2 separate regions of the Homo sapiens genome follow, and region 1 is linked to region 2. A link is an interaction called in ENCODE POLR2A ChIA-PET data of the cell type or tissue named here. Cell type or tissue: OCI-LY7. All regions are shown on one strand.

Region 1 (8,000 bases), 230 kb before region 2:
GTTTGAACCCGGGAGGCAGAGTTGCAGTGAGTGGGGATTGTGCCACTGCACTCCAGGCTGGGCAACAGAGTAGGACTCTGTCTCTTTTTTTTTTTTTTTTTTTTGAGACGGAGTTTTGCTCTTGTTGCTCAGGGTGGAGTGCAGTGGCGCAATCTTGGCTCACCGCAACCTCCGCCTCCCGGGTTCAAGCGATTCTCCTGCCTCAGCCTTCCGAGTAGCTGGGATTACAGGCATGCGCCACCATGCCCAGCTAATTTTGTATTTTTTAGTAGAGATGGGGTTTCTCCATGTTGGTCAGGCTAGTCTCGAACCCCCGACCTCAGGTGATCCACCTGCCTCAGCCTCCCAAAGTGCTGGGATTACAGGCGTGAGCCACGGCGCCCGGCCCAGGACTCTGTCTCAAAAAAAAAAAAAAAAAAAGGGCCTGGCGTGGTGGTTTATGCCTGTAATCCCAGCACTTTGGGAGGCCGAGGCATGTGGATCACCTGAGGTTGGGAGTTCGAGACCAGCCTGACCAACATGGAGAAACCCTGTCTCTACTAAAAATACAAAATTAGCTGGGCATGGTGGCACATGCCTGTAATCCCAGCTACTCGGGAGGCTGAGACAGGAGAATCGCTTGAACCCGGGAAGCGGAGGTTGCGGTGAGCCAAGATCTCGCCACTGCACTCCAGCCTGGACAACAAGAGTGAAACTCCGTCTCAAAAAAAGAAAAAAAGGATGAGGTCAGGCGCAGTGGCTCACGCCTGTAATCCTAGCACTTTGGGAGGCCAAGGTGGGAGGATTGCTTGAGGCTAGGAGTTCAAGACCAGCCTGGGCAATATAGTGAGACCTTGTCTCTACAAAAAAGTTAAAAACTAGCCTAGCATGGTGCCGCGTGCTTGTGGTCCCAGCTACTCGGGAGGCTGAGGTGGGAGGATTGCTTGAGCATAGGAGGTGAAGGCTGCAATGAGCCAAGATTGCACCACTGCACTCCAGCCTGGGTGACAAGATGAGACTCTCACCACCCCGAAAAAAGCCAAAGGATGAGATCTCACTGCATATAATGTCCTGCTGCTTATTTTCTGTTCTAAAAAAAAAATTGGATGTATACAAAATTGCACATAATTGCAGTATAATAAGATTTGCTAAGTTTTGACATATTGATACTATACCTGGGAAACCATCACCACAGTCAAGATAATGAGCATGTCCCTCAGCCCTGAATCTCCTCCTGCCACATAGTAATCACTCCCCATTGCACCCCCTGTCCTCAGTCAGCACTGATCTGCCAGGGCACTGTAAATTCGTTTTCATTTCCTAGAGTTTGCTATAAATGGAGTAGTCACACAGTATGGACTCTACTTGGTCCAGCTTTCTCACACTCAGCATCATGATTTTGAGTTCATCCATGTTCCAGGTATTGATAGGTCTCCCCTTTTCACTGCTGAATAGTATTCCACTGGGTGGATGTACCACGGTTTAAAGAATCATTTGCCTGTTGGTGGACATTTGAGTGGTTTCCAGTTTGGGATGACTATAAATAAATTCGTTATGAACATTCAGGTACCAGTCTTGGTATGGACATGTACTTTGTTTTCTAGAGGAGTAAATACCAGGAATGGAATGACTTAGTAGGTGTATGCTTAACTTTTTAAGAAACCGCCAAACAATTTTCCAAAGTAGTTGTATCATTTCACATTCCTACCGGCAGGAAAAGAGATTTCTAGTTGCTCCACAAACTCGCTAGCCCTGGGTAGGGCCAGTCCTTTTAATTCCAGCCATTCTCATGACAGTGTGGTGGCATCGCATTGTGTTTCCTTCACAACTGACGATGCTGAGCATCTTTTCATGGGCCTGTTTGCTGTCTGTATGCCTTATTTGGTGAGGTGTCTGTTCATATCTCTTGCATATGTTTTTATTGAGATGTCTGTGTTTTCTTTTTTTTTTTTTTTTTTTGAGATGGAGTCTCACTCTGTTGCCCAGGCTGGAATGCAGTGGCGCAATCCATGCTCACTGCAACCTCTGCCTCCCAGGTTCAAGCGATGCTCCTGCCTTAGCTTCCTGAGTAGCTGGGATTACAGGCGCCTGCTACCACGCCTGGCTAATTTTTGTATTTTTAGTAGGGACGGGGTTTTGCTATGTTGACCAGGCTGGTCTCGAACTCCCAACCTCAGGTGATCTGCCCACCTTGGCCTCCCAAAGTGCTGGGATTACAGGCGTGAGCCACCGCGCCCAGCCGGCTGTGTTTTTATTATTGAGTTACAGCAGTTCTTTATTGATTCAGGACACGTCATTTATCCAGATCCATGCTTTGTGAATGTTTTCTCCCAATCTGTAGCTTTTTAATCTCTTAACAATGTCTTTTAAAGAAAAATTTTGTCATTTTGATGAAGTCATTTATTAATTTTTCTTTTATGGACTGTGCTTTTGGTGTTGTATCTAAGAATTCTTTGCCTAACCCAACCACAAAGATTTTCCCCTTGTTTTCTCTAGAAGTTTTTTTTTTTTTTTTTTTTTTTTGTGAGACGGAGTCTCGCTCTGTCGCCCAGACTGGAGTGCAGTGGCGAGATCTTGGCTCACTGCAAGCTACGCCTTCCAGGTTCATGCCATTCTCCTGCCTCAGCCTCCCGAGTAGCTGCGACTACAGGCACATGCCACCACCATGCCCGCCTAATTTTTTGTATTTTTAGTAGAGACGGGGTTTCACCGTGTTAACCAGGATGGTCTCTATCTCCTGACCTCGTGATCTGCCCGCCTCGGCCTCCCAAAGTGCTGGGATTACAGGCGTGAGCCACCTTGCCCGGCCTTCTCTAGAAGTTTTATAGTTTTAGGTTTTACAATTAGGTTTACAATTCAGTTTGTGTTAATTTTTGTATATGGTGTAAAGTATGAGTTAAAGTTCATTTTTTGCATGTGGATATTCATTTGTACCTTTTGTTGAAAAGACAAAAAAATGTAATACCATACTGTTTTTACTACTGTAGCTTTCTAAGTCTTAAGATCATGTATTACCATATGAACTTTCTAAGTAGCTTATCCATTTTTACCAAAAAAAACAAAACAAAACAAAACAAAAAACCTGCTAGGATTTTGATTGGTACTGCATTGGCTCTATAGGCCAATTGAGGAGAGTTGACTTTTTTTTTTTTTTGGAGACAGAGTTTCACTCTCGTTGCCCAGGCTGGAGTGCAGTGGCGCGCTCTTCACTCACTGCAACGTCCACCTCCCGGGTTCAAGCGATTCTCGTACCTCAGCCTCCCGAGTAGCTGGGATTACAGGTGCGCACAACCACACCTGGCTAATTTTTGTATTTTTAGTAGAGACAGGGTTTCACCATGTTGGCCAGGCTGATCTTGAACTCCTGACCTCAGGTGATCTACCTGCCTCAGCCTCCCAAAGTGCTGGGATTACAGGCGTGAGCCACCGCACCCAGCCAAGGAGAGTTGACATTCTAACAACATTCAGTTTCTGACTCATGAACAGGGGCTGTGTCTCTATGCATCATCTTTAATTTCTCTTAGCAGTGTTTTGAAGGTTTTACTGGTTCTTATTTCTTTTAAGATCTAGGATCTCACTCTGTCGCCCAAGCTGGAGTACAGGGGTGTGATCATAGTTCACTGCACCCTTTGACCTCCTGGGCTCAAGTGATCCTCCAACTTTGAGTAGCTGGGACTACAGGTGTGTGCAATCACACCTAGCTCTGGTATAACTCTTTTTTTTTTTTTTTTTTTAGACAGAGTCTCGCTATGTCACCCAGTCTGGAGTGCAGTGGTACGATCTCAGCTCACTGTAACCTCCACCTCCTGGGTTCAAGCGATTCTGCTGCCTCAGCCTCCTGAGTAGCTGGGATTACAGGTGCGTGCCACCACACCCGGCTAAATTTTTTGTATTTTTAGTAGAGATGGGGTTTCCCCATGTTGGCCAGGGTGGTCTCAAACTCCTGACCTCAGGTGATCCTCCTGCCTCGGCCTCCCAAAGTGCTGGGATTTCAAGTGAGCCACCGCGCCTGGCCTCTGGCATAACTCTTTGAACATATATTAAACAGTTATGGTAACCTTTCATGTCCTTCCCTGCTCATTCTAACACCTGTGTCTCTGGTGGGTTGACTTTGATACATTGGGTTTTCTCCTCCTGATGTGCCGTGTTATCCTGCGTCTTTGCGTGCATGGTGATTTTCACCAGATCACGGGCATTGTGAATGTTAGCTGTTGGATGCTGGATATTTTTGCAGCCTTGTAAATATTCTTGAGTTTTGTTCTGGGACACAGTTACTTTTAGGTTCAGTTTTAGATTTTTTAGATGGGACCAGCATAGCTCTTCTCTAAGGCTGATTATTTCTCCTTACTGAGGCAAGACTGTGTCACTGCCCTACCCAGTGCCCCCTGCATCATAAAATTTCCCACTCTGGCTGTGGGAACGGGCACTCTTCCTGGCCCTGTAGGAGCAGCACACACTTTCCCCTCTCATCCTTTTGGATGGCTCTTTGCCCAGCTTTGGCTGGTCTCTTCCCATGCATGTGCTGGGCAGTCTTTGGGTGAGTTCTTGGGGGAAATTTGCTCCCCATCTCTGGAATGTTCTGTGTGTAGCTCTCTCCTCTCCCATCCTCTGTCCTGTGGGCTCTACCGCCGTGGTCTCCGGAGGCACTGTGCTCCACCTCAGCTCCCTAAGTCCTGCTGGGTTCTGCCTAAATTGCCCCTGCCTGGGTGGTGGCCTGGAAACACAAGTTGATAAGCTGGAGCGGTGGCAGCTTGCTTCCTGTCAGGGTTCACTGCCCTTTGTTGAATGACGCCTGGTGTCTTGCCAAACATTGTTTATATTTTGACTCTGTGTTTTCATTGTTTTGGACGAGAGGGTAAATCTGGTTCTGTTGCTCCATCTTGTTCAGAAGCAGAAGTCCAACTTTTTTTTAAACTTAGTGATGTCTCTTAGGCAGAGTTTGTGCTGTTTTGACTCCTCGTTTGTGAATACTCACAAAGCTGAAAAACATTTGGGTGGAGAATGTCTTTTCTGGAGTTCGCTCAATAGCCGATTTAATTTCCCAAGAAATTTTCTTCCTAGAGCAATTAAACTTTTCCTTTTTTTTTTTTTTTTTTTTTTTAAAAGAGACGCTCGCCGGGCGCGGTGGCTCACGCCTGTAATGCCAGCACTTTAGGAGGCTGAGGCAGGTAGATCACAAGGTCAGGAGTTCGAGACCAGCCTGGCCAATAAGGTGAAACCCCGTCTCTACTAAAAACACAAAAAAATAGCTGGGCATGGTGGTGCGCGCCTATAGTCCCAGCTACTCGGGAGGCTGAGGCAGAGGAATTGCTTGAACCTGGGAGGTGGAGGTTGCAGTGAAAAAAAAAAAAGATACTCGCTCTGGAGTACCGTGACACTATCATAGCTCACTGCTGGCCGGGTGCGGTGGTTCAGGCCTGTAATCCCAGCACTTTGGGAGGTCGGGGCAGGCAGATCACCTGAGGTCAGGAGTTCAAGACCAGCCTGGCCAACATGGTGAAACCCTGTCTCTACAAAGATACAAAAATTAGGTGGGCATGATGGAGGGTACCTATAATCCCAGCTACTCAGGAGGCTGAGGCAGGAGAATCACTTGGACCCGGGAGGCGGAGGTTGCAGTGAGCCAAGATCGTGCCATTGCACTCCAGCCTGGGCGACAGAGCGAGATTCTGTCTCAAAAAAAAAAAAAAAAAAAAGGCTCACTGCAGCCTTGAACACCTGGGCTCAAGCGATCATCTCGCCTCAGCATCTTAAGTAGCTGGGACCACAGGCATGCACCACCATGACTGGCTAATTTTTTAAAAATTCTGTAGAGATGGGGTCTTGCTATGTTGCCCAGGCTGGTCTTGAACTCCTGACCTCAAGTCGTCCTCCTGCCTCAGCCTCTCAAAGTGCTGGGATTACAGGCGTGAGCCACCAAGCCCAGCTTCCCTTTTGTTTTTAACAGAAGTTATTTTTAGTGGGATCCTTTCTTAGTGGAGGAACGGGAAAATAATCCCCTAGGTTCACACTGTGCACTCAAAACCTCCCCTTCTTCTAGAGTGGGTCACTTCCTGCCAAGACTTTAGAGGCTCTGCCTAGCTGTTGTAATGTCTGTGTGGTATTCTGCCTGCAGAGAGCATTCCGATTTATTAGCATGATGTCACAGTTGGCATCCCTGGTGCAACCTTTGTGCCCATCTTCCTTAGGAAAGAATTCCTGAGCTGGAATGGCTGCTCAGAGTGTGCAGGCTTAGGTACTGGTGGCTACTATGTGGCTCCAGTTTGAACGCCCTCGTCCCCAGGAAGGATTTTGTGGTCCTGTGCCTTTGTGGTGAGTGGTAACGCCAAGCCAAAGGAAGAGGTGCTTCCGGAGGGCTTTCCAAAGGAGGCGGCCGGCCCAATGGCAAGGTCACACTCCCAGGGCCCGCGTGGCACAGCCACAGCCTGCTTGTTTTCTTTCACTAGATCCAGACAAAGACGGTAGCTCAGTGCGTTGAGTATTATTACATCTGGAAAAAAATGATCAAGTTTGACTGTGGCCGAGCCCCAGGGCTAGAAAAGAGGGTCAAGAGAGAGCCGGAGGAAGTGGAAAGGACAGAGGAAAAGGTAGAGGAACCAGGGCTGTGTCGGGAGCTCTTCTCTCCTCCCAGTGCCTGCTACCCGTTGAGTTGGACGGTGGGGTCAGAGGGCGGGGGTGCTCCTGATGGAAGGGTTTTCCTGCAGGAGACACGTATGCCCCCAGCTCTGTGTCTCTCTTACAGCAGGACAGGTCAGCACCCTTATGTCACTTTTGCTCCCTCTGCAGGTCCCATGCAGCCCTCGGGAGAGACCCAGCCACCATCCAACTCCCAAGTTAAAGACCAAGAGTTATAGGAGGGAGTCCATCCTCAGCTCCAGCCCAAATGCAGGCTCCAAGCGGACCCCCGAGCTGTTGGGAAGTGCAGAGAGCCAGGGCATTTTTCCATGCAGAGAGTGTGAAAGGTACCCAGCTTTCTCCTGGAAACACTCCCAGGGCTCCCAGCCTCAGCCCCTGTGATCCCTTCCTCCCTGCTCTGACCCCATGTCCTCTGGTGACTCCTCAGGGTGTTTGACAAGATCAAGAGTCGAAATGCCCATATGAAGCGGCACCGCCTTCAGGACCACGTGGAGCCCATCATCAGGGTGAAGTGGCCAGTGAAGCCCTTCCAGCTAAAGGAAGAGGAGCTGGGAGCTGACATCGGCCCCCTGCAGTGGTGACTCCCGTGGCAGCAAGTCCGAATGGGGCCTCCAGTGCTGCCCCTCCTCCCTTCGGCCTCTCCAGGGCGTTTGGGGCACCCCTCTGCCTCCCCCCACCCTCCCTGTCCCCTGTTGGCCAACCTGCCTGCAAACATGGAGGGCATTTGGCCACAGATAGGCAGGAGGAGCTCAGTTGTCGGACAGCTATGCAGTCCCTGTCCGGTGGTGCTGGAGGCTCCACTCTCCTTAGGTTCATAGTCTCTCCCCTTCTTTCCCTTCCACTTCTAGAGCAGGGAGGCTTGGGGAGGGGAAAATTTAGCTCTGGGTAGCTCTTAAATCTTAGCCTCAGTTGTGGGGTTTGGTTTCATGTGTTAGATAAGGCCAAGACTTAGAGAATCAGTGGGAAAAAACCTTGAGATCTCCAACACGCTGGGCCCCTCCCTGGGGCGGGGACTCTACCTTCCAGATTCAGTCCCTAGTCTTGCGATGAATTCTGCATTGTTCGGTGTTTTTTGTACATGTCAACTCGTAAATCTGATTAAATTGGGTTCTTGAGCTGCTGTCTTTGACTTCCCTGCCTATTGATCCAATAAAGGCTTAGGAACCCCACCACGTGCTAAGGGCAGGAGGTGAGTCAGCTGTGGCCTGCCCTGGGGGCTGGGGGCCTTGGGGAGAACACGGGCATGTTGATTTGGACATTCATTCAGCAAACATCTACGAAGCACCTGCTGTAGAATGCACTGGACGTTGCCAATCCGTACAACAGGGATAGTGAAGCAAGAGAGGCCCTTTTCCTCACGGACCTTCTCTTGTAGGAGCAGGAAG
Region 2 (8,000 bases):
CCCATCTCTCAAAAAAAATTTGTTTTTCATTAGCCAGACATGGGGCTTGTGCCTGTAGTTCCAGCTATTCGGGAGGCTGAGGAAGGAGGATCATGAGCCGGGCACGGTGGCTCACACCTGTAATCCCAGCACTTTGGGAGGCCGAGGCAGGTAGATCCCTTGAGGTCAGGAGTTCAAGACCAGCCTGGCCAACACCGTGAAACCCTGTCTCTACTACTAATACAAAGAAATCAGCCGAGCCTGGTGGCACACACCTGTAATCCCAGCTACTCACAAGGCTGAGGCAGGAGGATTGCTTGAACCTGGGAGACAGAGGCTGCAGAGCCGAGATCTCACCACCGCACTCCAGTCTGGGTGACAGAACAAGACTCTGTCTCAAAAAAACAGAGGCCAGGGCGGTGGCTCACACCTGTAATCCCAACACTTTGGGAGGCCAAGGTAGGAGGATCACGAGGTCAGGAAATCGATACCATCCTGGCCAACATGGTGAAACCCCGTCCTGGCCAACATGGTGAAACCCCGTCTCTACTAAAAATGAAAAAAAGAGCTGGGCATGGTGGTGCACGCCTGTAGTCCCAGCTACTCGAGAGGCTAAGGCAAGAAAATCGCTTGAACCAGGGAGGCAGAGGTTGCAGTGGGCCACGAGCCAAGATCATGCCACTGCACTCTGGCCTGGTGACAGAGCAAGACTCTGTCTCAAAAAAAAAAAAAAAAAAAAAAAGAGGAAGATCTCTTGAGCTCAGGAGATGGAGGCTACAGTGAGCTATGATCACACCACTGCACTCCAGCCTGGGTTAGAGTGAGACCATGTCTCTAAAAAATAAAAAAAATGAAAATTCAAATTTTTTTTTAAATGTAGGCTGGCCAATTGGACTTCATCAAAATGAAAAGCTTTTGCATTTTTTTCTTGAGATGAAGTTTCGCTCTTGTTGCCCAGGCTGGAGTGCAGTGGCACAATCTCAGCTCACTGCAACTTCCGCCTCCCAGGTTCAAGCGATTCTCCTGCCTCAGCCTCCTGAGTGGCTGGGATTCAGCCCTGAGCCACCACACCTGGCTAATTTTTTGTGTTTTTAGTAGAGATGGGGTTTCACCATGTTGGCCAGGCTGGTCTCAAACTCCTGACCTCAGGTGATCCACCTGCCTCGGCCTCCCAAAGTGCTGGGATTATAGGCGTGAGCCACTGCATCCAGCCAGCTTTTGCCATTATTATAAAGGCAATTTAAAAATAAATAAAATAAAAATGAAGGAGGAAGTGGCTGGGGCATTGATGCAGCAAACTCGCCTGGCCTTTAGGGAAGAGCTTCCCAGGGGCGTTACAAAGGAAGACATTACACATCCCCACACTTTTGGGGTGCACCTGGGGTCCAAGTAGGTTCCATGGTGCCAGAGAAAACCGAGAGGAGAGGGCTAGGCCCGGTGGCTCATGCCTGTAATCCCAGCACTTTGGGAGACCAAGGCAGGCAGATCACTTGAGGACAGCAGTTCGAGACCACCCTGGGCAACACGGTGAAACCCCGTCTCTACTAAAAATACAAAAATTAGCCAGGCGTGGTGGCACGAGCCTGTAGTCCCAGCTACTCAGGAGACTGAGACAGGAGAATTGCCTGAACCCAGGAGCCAGAGGTTGCAGTGAGCCGAGACTGCACCACTGCACTCCAGCCTGAGTGACACAGCTAGACCGTGTCTCAAAAAAAAAAAAGAAAAAAGAAAACAAATTGGTTTCTCTACTTCACCTCTAAATCAATGCTCAAAAAAAAAAAACCCTCAAAATTATCAGTTTTGTTTTTTGGATTTTTTGCGTGTTTGGTTGTTATTGGTAGAGACTAGATTTCACCATGCTGCCCAGTCTGGTCTTGAACTCCTGGGCTCAAGCAATCTGCCCGCCTTGGCCTTCCTAAGTGTTGGGATTACAGGCGTGAGCTGCTGCGCCTGGCCATAAACTACCATAGTCTTAAGAAGCAGTGAATTGTTACCTTTTCTGAGGCATATAATTGCCAGCATACCCAGGAGGCCCAAATATCTCAGTTGGGCTTGGAAGAAACTATTCCCAATGAAGTAGAGCTAATAAGGCATGTAAACTACACATAACAAACATCCTCAGAGAAATGACGGAGGATAATGGCAAGTCGAAGCGAGAAGAGGAGGTTATGAAGCAGAAGCTAACGGGAGATGAGGGATATGAAAAACTCAATTATTGAAATAATTATGTGTTGGATGGTGTATCAGAGGGCAGAATAGACAGGGCTTTAAAAATGAATAAATGAGGCCAGGCTTGGTGGTTCAGGCCTGTAATCCCAGCACTTTAGGAGGCTGACACGGGAAGATCGCTTGAGCCCAGGAGCTCAAAATTAGCCTGGGCAACACAGCGAAAGCCCATCTCTATAAAAAAATCAAAAAATTAGCTGGATGTGGTGGTGCACACCTGTAGTACCAACTACTGGGGAGGCTGAGGTGGGAGGATTGCTTGAGTCCAGGAGATCGAGGCTGCAGTGAGCTATGTTCACACCACTGCACTTCAGCCTGGCGCGGTGGCTCACGCCTGTAATCCCAACACTTTGGGAGGCCGAGACAGGCGGATCACGAGGTTAGGAGATGGAGATCATCCTGGCTAACATGGTGAAACCTTGTCTCTACTAAAAATACAAAAAATTACCTGGGCGTGGTAGTGGGCGCCTGTAGTTCCAGCTACTTGGGAGGCTGAGGCAGGAGAATGGCGTGAACCCAGGAGGTGGAACTCGCAGTGAGCCAAGATCGCGCAACTGCACTCTAGCCTGGGCGACAGAGCGAGACTCCGTCTCAAAAAAAAAAAAAAAAAAGTGGACGAGATGAAAATACTATTCCAGAAGCACCTGTAAGGGACAGAGAGAGGGAAACTGTAAGGAAAAAGTTAAGATATGTAAGCCAGGCATGGTGGCTCATGCCTGTAATCCCAGTGCTTTGGGAGGCCGAGATGGGTGGATCACCTGAGGTCAGGAGTTTGAGACCAGCCTGGCCAACATAGTGAAACCCCATCTCTACTAAAACTACAAAAAATTAGCCAGGCATTGTGGTGGGCGCCTGTAATCCCAGCTACTTGGGAGGCTGAGGCAGGAGAATCACTTGAATCTGGGAGGCAGAGGTTGCAGTGAGCAGAGATCACGCAACTGCACTCCAGCCTGGGTGTCAGAGCAAGAGTCTGTTTCATAAAAGAAGAATAATAATTCTCTGGATTACTAGGCAGAGACTCTTGTTCTCTTCCCTTACTTTTTCCAGAGTCTCTCTGTGCTGAGATGCCTGGAGTTGGGGGAGGGGTGACACAAGCTCCTCTGTGGCCACCACCTCTGGGACTGCACTGGGTCAGACCTGAAGCCAGCACAGCCCTGGGTCTCACCCAAGGCCCGCTGTACCCAGAGCCTGGAAACCACCTATGTTCACTCTAGGCTCGAGCGTTCTACAGCCAGTAGGTGGTGAAGCCAGCAGACTTGTGTTCATTTCTTCAGGATGGCGAGGTCCCCCCGGCCCTGGGTGGGTCCAGAGATGCCATGCAGGAGCTTGAACCCAGAGTTGGAAACCTTAGGAATCTACTGGGCGCTCTATTCTACTATAGCTGAGGGGCTACCCAAGCCACAAGACAAAGTCCTTCCCACTCTTCTCTCTCCTTCCCACAAGCCAAGAAGTCTCTCCCTGTGGCCACCACCCCAGGCCCACGGCAAGTACTGCCTGGCCACCACTGATGTTCACTCCAGGCCCAAGCGCTCTTCGGTCAGCTTGCAGTGAATCCTGCCAGGCCTAGAACTCTCCCTTCAAGGCTGTGGACTTCCCTCTGGCCCAGGGCAGGTCCAAAAATGCTGTCCAAGAGCCATGGCCTGGAATCGGGGACCCCAAGAGTGCACTTGGGGCTCTACCCCTCTGTGGCCAAGCTGGCAGCTAAGCTGCAAGACGAAGTTGCATTTACTCTTCACTTTGCTTTCCTTTTTTTTTTTTTGAGACATTGTCTTGCTCTGTTGCCCAGGCTGGAGTGCAGTGGCGCAATCTCAGCTCACTGCAACCTCTGCTTCCCGGATTCAAACGATTCTCCTGCCTCAGCCTCCCAAGTAGCTGGGATTGTAGGCATGCACCACCACACCTGGCTAATTTTTGTATTTTTAGTAGAGATGGGGTTTCGCCATGTTGGCCAGGCTGGTCCTGAATTCCTGACCTCAGATGATCCACCCACCTCAGCCTCCCAAAGTGCTGGGATTACAGACATGAGACATCACGCCCAGACTTCCCTTTGCTTTTTTTTTTTTTTTTTTTCCGAGACAGTGTCTTACTCTGTCATCCAGGCTGGAGTGCAATGGCGTGAACTGGACTCATTGCAGCCTCTGCCTCCCAGGTTCGAGCGATTCTCCTGCCTCAGCCTCCCGAGTAACTGGAATTACATGCGCCCCCCCCGACCCCCACCACGCCCAGCTAATTTTTATATTTTTAGTGGAGACAGGGTTTCACCATGTTGGCCAGGCTGGTCTCGAACTCCTGACCTCAGGTGATCCACTTGATCAGAAAGTGCTGGGATTACAGGCATGAGCCACCACGCCTGGCCTCTCTGCTTTCTCAAGCAGAAGGAGTCTCTCCCATGTAGCCACCACAGCCGGGAATGTGCCAGGTTCCACCTGAAGCCATCACGTTTGAGTCTCACCTAAGGCCCACAGCGTGAACCACCTGGCCTGGCCACCGCTGCTGATTATTCAGGGCCCAAGGGCTCTTTAGTCAGCAGGTGATGAACCTGCCAGGACTGGGTCCTTACCTTCAACACAGCAGCTTCCCTTCCCCCTCACGGTGTGTTCGAAATGTCCTCCAGGAGCTGGGGCCTGGAATGGGAGTCACACAGTTCTGCCCAGTGCCCTACCCTACTGAGGTAGGAGGCAGGGCTTGTACACAGGACCAAACTGAGGACTGGCTGAAACAGGTCTAGGGCAAAAGCAGTTTTCCATAAGACACACCCACCAGTGTACCGTATCAGTTTACCATTGCCATGGCAACACTCGGACCTTAGCACCACTTTCCATGGCAATGACCCGGTGACTGGAAATTACCACCCTCATCCTAGAAATTTTTGCATAAACTGCCCCTTGATTTGCATATAATTAAAAGTGGGTATAAATATGACAGCAGTGCTGCCTCTGGGCTGCTCTTCTGGGCACACTGCCTGTGGGGTAGCCCCGCTCTGCAAGGGGCAATTCCTCTGCTGCAGCTGTGCACTGAGGCTTCAGTAAAAGTTGCTATTTAACACCACTGAGCCAGACACGGTGACTCATGCATGTAATCCCAGCATCTTGGGAGCCCGAGGTGGGTGGATCACTTGAAGCCAGGAATTCAAGACCAGCCAGCAACATGGTGAAACTTCACCTCCACAAAACATTAGCCGGGCACGGTGACACATGCCTGTAATCCCAGCTACTTGGGAGGCTGAGGCACAAGAATCACTTGAAACCGGGAAGTGGAGGTTGCAGTGAGCTGAGATCATGCCACTGCACTCCAGCCTGGGTGACAGAGCAACACTCTGTCTCAAAAAAGGAAAAAGAAAAAAAAATAACACCACTGGCTCACCCTTGAATTCTTACATGGGCAAAGTCAAGAACCCTCCCAGGCTAAGCCCCAATACTGAGACTGTAGACACACATCACCAAGCCCACCTAATTTTTAAAAATTTTTCTCTTATAGAGACAGGGTCTTGCTATGTTGCCTAGGCTGGTTTCAAATTACTGGCCTCATGCTATCCCTCCCACCTCAGCCTTTCAAAGTGCTGGGATTACAGGCATGAACCACCTTGCCCAGCCATAAACTCTCTTTTTTAAGCCATTGTTGGCTGGGCAGCAGGGGGGTCTATTTGTTACAGCAGCTTATCTCATTCTAACCAATACCTGCTACTGTGCATAACACGTGTAACACTCCCAGCCTCACCCTTCATGGCGTACACCCCTCCCAATCCTTCCCCAGACCTTCTCCCACAGTAGAGCTCAACAGCTGACAGGTGGCCGTCCCACCTATCACTTTTTACTTTATTTGCATGTTTTTTGTTTTTGGGGTTTTTTTGACACAGAGTCTTGCTCTGTCGCCCAGGCTGGAGTACAGTGGTGCCATCTCAGCTCACTGCAGCCTCTGCCTCCTGGGTTCAAGTGATTCTCCTGCCTCAGCCTCCTGAGTAGCTGGGACTACAGGCACATGCCACCACGCCTGGCTAATTTCTTGTATTTCTAGTAGAGATGGGGTTTCCCCATGTCCACCCATGATGCACCGCACCTGGCTGCATGTGTTTTTTATACCATCAGTATTATTCAGTGTGGGGAGGATGTGCTGTTGCCAGGGCAACTGAAAGTCACAAATGCCCAGTACAGCCTTAAAGGAAAAATTCAATTTCAATCACAACTTTAGGACCAGGGCAACAAATTACCATGACAGATGGACAATCTGAATAATAGGCTTCTCATTGAAAGTTGTGTTCATGGAGCACAACCACAATTTCTGAACCTTTGGAGACTTATGAGACCCTTTACTTGTATGACACTTCAGAGACAGCTTCCTTTTAATAAAAAAGCAGGACCGGGTGCAGTGGCTCATGCCTGTAATCCCAGCACTTTGGGAGGCCCAGGTGGGCGGATTACCTGAGGTCGGGAATTCCAGGCCTGCCTGACCAACATGGAGAAACCCCATCTCTACTAAAAATACAAAAAATTAGCTAGGCGTGGTGGCAGGCAACTGTAATCCCAGCTACTCGGGAGGCTGAGGCAGAAGAAGTGCTTGAACCCGGGAGGCAGAGGTTGCAGTGAGCCAAAATCATGCCATTGCACTCCAGCCTGGGCGACAGGGTGAGACTTCATTAAAAAAAAAAAAAAAAAAAAAAATTACTGGAGCTCTACAACGGTGTCATCATGTCCTCCAAACTCCAGGGAAAACATGCCGGGTTTTCTAGAACTTTCTCTCACTTGGCTTGAGATGGGGAGAAGCACCTATCTCATCATCATCATGGGCAGCATTCCTACAACCCTTCCCAAACAAATTTTTTTTTTTTTTTTTTTTTGAGATGGAGTCTCACTCTGTTTCCCAGGCTGGAGTGCAGTGGTGCGATCTCAGCCCACTGCAACCTCTGCCTCCCAGGTTCAACTGATTCTCCTACCTCAGCCTCCCAAGGAGCTGGGATTACAGGCGCCTGCCACCACGCCCAGGTAATTTTTGTATTTTTAGTAGAGACGGGGTTTCGCCATGTTGGCCAGGCTGGTCTCGAACTCCTGACCTCAGGTGATATGCCCACCTCAGCCTCCCAAAGTGCTGGGATTACAGGCATGAGCCACCACACCTGGCCAGAAATATTCTTTATTAACAAAATTTATATTTTGTTAAAAGAAGTAGACATGGGGTCTTACTATGTTGGCCACACTGGTCTCAAACTCCTAGGCTCAAGCCATCCTCCCACTTCCACCTCCCAAAGTGCTGGGATTACAGGCATGAGCCACAACATGCAGCCCAAAGAAATCTTGATAATATTTATATAGGCTGGCTATATAAATTTATATATATATGTATATGTGTGTGTGTATATATATGTGTGTGCGTGTGTGTGTGTGTGTGTATATATATATACACATATATATATTTGAGAAGTTGGCTAAAGGTCAAAAAATATTTTAAGGCCAGAGCTTTGAGGAAGTCATATCCAGATTATTTATTTTATCTTTTTTTTTTTTTTTTTGAGATGGAGTTTTGCTTTTGCTACCCAGGCTGGGGTGCAATGGCGTTATCTCGGCTCACTGCAACATCTGCCTCCCAGGTTCAAGCAATTCCCCTGCCTCAGCCTCCGGAGTAGCTGGGATTACAGGTGCCCGCCACCATGCTCAGCTAATTTAAGTATTTTTAGTAGAAACGGGGTTTTGCCATGTTGGCCAGGCTGGTCTTAAACTCCTGACCTCTTGACATGCCCACCTCGGCCTCCCAAAGTGCTGGGATTACACGAGTGAGCCACCGCGCCCAGCTTTTTCATTATT

The links. Peaks named below come from ENCODE experiments on the same cell type or tissue, not always from the same donor. Only the 100,000 strongest peaks of a DNase experiment are listed, where the experiment ranks them.
Region 1: POLR2A ChIA-PET joins it to region 2 with 13 read pairs; 4 of 35 experiments call an interaction of 5 or more read pairs at or near these places.

Annotation. Positions count from the first base shown.
Region 1 is chr19:47,520,420-47,528,419 of GRCh38, reverse strand. It overlaps ZNF541 (zinc finger protein 541), which reads left to right. Exons shown (of 17, transcript NM_001277075.3): 15 at 6,426-6,566; 16 at 6,766-6,941; 17 at 7,043-7,730. The coding sequence ends at 7,196. Among named protein-coding and RNA genes, the nearest start is that of NAPA, 9.4 kb to the right of the region's middle. In OCI-LY7, no CTCF peak of the experiment used is centred here; a DNase peak (open chromatin) is centred at 4,759; H3K27ac peaks cover 268 bases.
Region 2 is chr19:47,286,827-47,294,826 of GRCh38, reverse strand. No RefSeq gene overlaps it. Among named protein-coding and RNA genes, the nearest start is that of INAFM1, 16 kb to the right of the region's middle. RefSeq lists an enhancer at 4,108-4,959. In OCI-LY7, no CTCF peak of the experiment used is centred here; DNase peaks (open chromatin) are centred at 5,966 and 6,266; H3K4me3 peaks cover 1,610 bases; H3K27ac peaks cover 1,648 bases.